Linked DNA regions of Homo sapiens: region 2 is linked to region 1. A link is an interaction called in ENCODE POLR2A ChIA-PET data of the cell type or tissue named here. Cell type or tissue: B cell. All regions are shown on one strand.

Evidence for each region. ChIA-PET counts read pairs that join two places held together with the same protein. Peaks named below come from ENCODE experiments on the same cell type or tissue, not always from the same donor. Only the 100,000 strongest peaks of a DNase experiment are listed, where the experiment ranks them.
Region 2: POLR2A ChIA-PET joins it to region 1 with 7 read pairs; 3 of 35 experiments call an interaction of 5 or more read pairs at or near these places.

Annotation. Positions count from the first base shown.
Region 1 is chr6:37,163,448-37,165,947 of GRCh38, forward strand. No RefSeq gene overlaps it. Among named protein-coding and RNA genes, the nearest start is that of PIM1, 5.5 kb to the right of the region's middle. In B cell, no CTCF peak of the experiment used is centred here; no DNase peak of the experiment used is centred here.
Region 2 is chr6:36,649,808-36,652,307 of GRCh38, forward strand. No RefSeq gene overlaps it. Among named protein-coding and RNA genes, the nearest start is that of PANDAR, 24 kb to the right of the region's middle. In B cell, no CTCF peak of the experiment used is centred here; a DNase peak (open chromatin) is centred at 1,284.

The DNA.
Region 1 (2,500 bases):
CACACACACACACACACACACACACACACACGCACAGACACGATGGCCCTTTTCTTTGTTAGTTAGACATGCAGCGTTTTTGTTCATGTGTCTGCCTGGTTGTTCTGATCTGAGGGATACATTTTCTTAGTCTTCTAATAAGGTATTTTATAACAGTCTCCAGGCTTCCTGTAGCCTTTATATGTTCTAAGCTACTCCTTTTTATATTCATCTATCCAGCAATACTCAGGAACTATAAAATCTTTGTGTATAATGCCTTCAGTAAATATTATTTTTACTCAAATTGTCAGTATCTAATGTGCAAAATTCCAAAAATAAATCTAGATTACTTTTATTTCCTCTGAAAAACAAAACAAATGAATTGGTAATAATTTAAATATACTTTATTGTAAAATAGCCCTTTCTTTTCCCAACCTTGCTGGCTAAAATAGATTTATAAAACTGAAATAGGCCAGGCGCAGTGGCTCATGCCTGTGATCCCAGAACTTTGGGAGGCCGAGGCGAGCGGATCACGAGGTCAAGAGATCGAGACCATCCTGGCCAACATGGTGAAACCCCGTCTCTACTAAAAATACAAAAATTAGCTGGGCGTGGTGGCGCATGCCTGCAGTCCCAGCTACTCCGGAGGCTGAGGCAGGAAAATCCCTTGAGCCCAGGGGCCAAAGGTTGCAGTGAGCTGAGATCGCACAACCGCACTCCAGCCTGGCGATAGAGACTCCGTCTTAAAAAAAAAATGAAATAAATATCATATCCTTATCAAGGACAAGAACTAGCTAGGCATGGTGCCTCACACCTGTAATCCCAGCACTTTGGGAGGCCAAGGCGGATGGATCACGAGGTCAGGAGCTCGACACCATCCTGGCTAACACGGTGAAACCCTGTCTCTACTAAAAATACAAAAAATTGGCTGGGCTTGGTGACACACGCCTATAGTCCCAGCTACTTGGGAGGCTGAGGCAGGAGAATTGCTTGAACCCGGGAGGTGGACGTTGCAGTGAGCCGAGATCGCACCACTACACTCCAGCTTGGGCGATAGGGTGAGACTCTGTCTAAAAAAAAAAAAAAAAAAAAAAAAAAAAAGGCCAAGAACTAGTTCTAGTGACTACATAGATTCCTTGATCATTCTGAAATTGGGACATGGTGGATTTCCTAAGTGTCTCCCACTATCACAATGATTTCAATTTAAAAAGGTTTTCAGCTGGGTTTAGTGGCTTATGCCTGTAATACCAGCATTTTCGGCCGGGCGCGGCGGTTCACGCCTGTAATCTCTGTAATCTCAGCACTTTGGAGGCCTAGGCGGGTGAATCACCTGAGGTCAGGAGTTTGAGGGCAGCCTGACCAACATGGTGAAAACCCGTCTATACTAAAAATACAAAAATTAGCCGGGTGTGGCGGCAGGCTCCAGTAATCCCAGCTACTCTGGAGGCTAAGGCAGGGAGAATGGCTTGCATCCGGGAGGCAGAGGTTGCAGTGAGCCAAGATTGCGCCACTGCACTCCAGCCTGGTAGACAGAGCAAGACTCCATCTCAGACAACAACAACAACAAAGAAACGCATTTTGGGAGGCCAAGACTGATGGATCACTTGAACCCAGGAGTTTGGGACCAGCCTTGGCAAAATGGTAAACCTCATCTCTACAAAAAATGTGAAAATTATCGGCCGGGTGCGGTGGCTCAGGCCTGTAATCCCAGCACTTTGGGAGGCCGAGGCGGGCGGATCACGAGGTCAGGAGATCGAGACCATCCTGGCTAACATGGTGAAACCCCGTCTCTACTAAAAATACAAAAAATTAGCTGGGCGTGGTGGTGGGCGCCTGTAGTCCCAGCTACTCGGGAGGCCGAGGCAGGAGAATGGCGTGAACCCGGGAGGCGGAGCTTGCAGTGAGCCGAGATCACTCCACTGCACTCCAGCCTCGGTAGCAGAGCGAAACCCCGTCACACACACAAAAAAAGAACAAGTGAAAATTAGCCCGGCGTGGTGGCTCACCCCTGTAATTCCAGCTAGGTGGGAGGCTCAGGCAGCAGGATCGCTTGGGCGCAGGTCTAGGCTGCAGTGCGCCGTGATCCATTGTGCCACTGCACTCCGGACCCTCGGTGACCAGAGTGAGACTTTGTCTCAAAAATAAATAAATAAAAATTAAAACAAAAAAAGAAATATTCAGTTTTTGTTTTGTAAAGACAGGGTTTCCCTATGTTGCCCAGGCTGCTCTCCTGAGCTCAAGCAATCCGCCTGCCTCGGCCTCCCAAAGTGCTGGGATTACAGGCGTGAGCCACCATGCCTGGTCTTTTTAAATTTAGAATGTTTCCTGTCTGGCCAGGCGCGGTGGCTCATGCCTGTAATCCCAGCACTTTGGGAGGCTGAGGCCGCCGGATCACTTGAGGTCAGGAGTTTGAGACCAGCCTGGCCAACCTGATGAAACCCGTCTCTACTAAAAATACAAAAATTAGTCGGGTGTTGTGGCGGACGCCTGTAATCCCAGCTACTTGGGAGGCTGAGGCAGG
Region 2 (2,500 bases), 510 kb before region 1:
GGCTGTGTGATCCCTTGGGGGAGATTTAATCCCCAGCTTCCTGCGCCCACACTGTTTCCCAGCCAGATTGGAAGACCGTGCTTCCTGGTTCCTGCCTGAGGGCAAAGGGGCAGCTTCCTGAACCAAAAGGGGCACACACCTGGCTTAGCTCCTGAGTGACCCCAGAGCTGGAGGCACTCTTGGATGAAGACTTTTTGGTGACAATGATGATGCAACATTTTTATGTTGATGAAGTGACATAACAAGAGCAATTTACCCACAGGACGCTCAGATGCACAAAGAAGATATTCTCTCTTTCTTCCTGTTACTGATTCAATCTCTCCCACGAGTCCCACTTCGGGGTGTTGGAGCTGGGAAGGGAAGGGGACAATTTGCCAAGTAGGTGCCTTGGTCTACTCCCATTTGAAGTGTATCTAACGGGTAAACACTCAGTCACCACATGAATAGGGACATTTCTCCCTTCCCTACCCGCTTGTCTCCATGCCACCTTGGAGAGGGGTCACACATGGAACCTACCGCTTCCCTGCCCCTTTCCCTTCTTCCCCTACAACACACTGGGACCTGAGGAGCCGACCCTTTGTCTCTGCCTAAGACACTTTGTCTCTTCCTAGGCTTCTCTGACCAGAAGCAGCAACTGGGGCACTGGTTTAAAATATTCATTCCCTGCTGGGCGCGGTGGCTCATGCCTGTAATCCCAGCACTTTGGGAGGCCAAGGCGGGCTGATCATTTGAGGTCAGGAGTTCGAGATCAGCCTGACCAACATGGTGAAACCCCGTCTCTACTAAAAATACAAAAAAATTAGCAGGGCATGGTGGCACGCGCCTGTAGCCCCAGCAAGCTATTCAGGAGGCTGAGGCAGGACAATCACTTGAACCCGGGAGGTGGAGGTTGCAGTGAGCTGAGAGACAGAGCGAGACTCCGTCTCAGAAAAAAACAAAACAAAACAAAAAACCATAAAATAAAATATTCATTCCCTGTGCCTACCCTGGAGAGTCTGATTAAGTAGATTTGAGGAGAGACCCAGGAATCCATGTATTTTAGTTCTCTCCCAGAAAGTTAGAGACACACTGCTCTATGCCAGATACTGAGTTCTCTCCAGCAAGGCTTACAGTAACCTCAGTGGCCAAGTCCTTCAGGCCGACTTGTTAAGGGAACAGAAACTTCAAACACTGTAGGACAATTCCCTTTGCCTCAAAGCCTGGCTTTGAAGGTTATTGTTTACAAGGAGCTCCCACCCCACCCAGCTGCCAGATAAAGGAAACTTGTTAGTTGAGGGAAAGCAATGACTTTGTCTTTCAAACTGGTATCTGTTCCTCTTTTAATACAGGGAACCTGTTGATTCTGGGCTGGGGAGCCCCGGGGGCCAAGGTGATTAAAGGAGTTATGCTTTCACAAATGTATTTTAAAATATCCCTTCACTAACAATAATATCTAACATTCATTGAGAACTTACTATGTGCAAAGTATTGTGTTACATGCACTCATGGATTCTCTCCTTTAATCCTCACAACCTTATACTGCTATTACCCCCAGTTTACAGATAAGGAAAGTGTGAAGCATATAGAGGTTAAACAACTTGCCTGGGATCACTGTCCTTCCAGGAAAAGCCAGGATTTAAGCTGAGTCTGTGTAACTCTAAAAGTTCCCTAAGATCTCCTTACCTACTTGATCCTACTTGATCCTTCCGACTTAGCCTCCCAAAGTACTGGGATTACAGGTGTGAGACCATGCCCGGCCTTAGCCTTTAATTTTCAATTCCTAAAAATCTGCAAGGGCTGGGCACAGTAGCTCATGCCTGTAACCCTAGCACTTTGGGAGGCCAAGGCGGGCAGATCACTTGAGGTCTGGAGTTCGCAGGATCTTAGAATCACTAAGATCCCCTTACCTACTTTAGTTTGAGGCCTCTTGGAAATAATCTGGACCAGCTTTCATATTTTATTGCTGTGGAGATACAGGCTTGTACCCAGTAGGAAAATGACTTGCCCAGGGACACACAGCTAGTCAGCAGCAAGGCTGGAAATGGAACCCAGGGCTGGACTCCTGATCTAGTGCTCCTCCCTTCAGCCTTGGTGCCTCCATTCTGGCATTTGACGTGCCATCCTGGATATTCAGGAATTGCCACTGTTCTGAGCTGCTGAACTCCCTGAGGAATGTGGAGGTCTTCAGGGGACTGAGGTCTGCCCCACAGGTTTCACAATTTCACTGAGTTCTTAAAACGAGTGGGGCCCATCCAGGGCATTGCTTCAATGTCATTGCACCATAAACTCTACTCCTTGATTTCTAATGTGCACATTTCTTGGTTATGACTCTGTAAACTCTTTATAGTCTAATTCTCTTTGTTCTGCAGATTTTTTTTTTTTTTTCACAGAGTATCACTGTCTCGCCCAGGCTGGAGTGCAGCAGCGTCATCTCGGCTCATTGCAATCTCTGTTTCCCGCGTTCAGGCAATTCTCATACCTCAGCCTCCCAAGTAGCTGGACTACAGGTGCCCGCCACCAC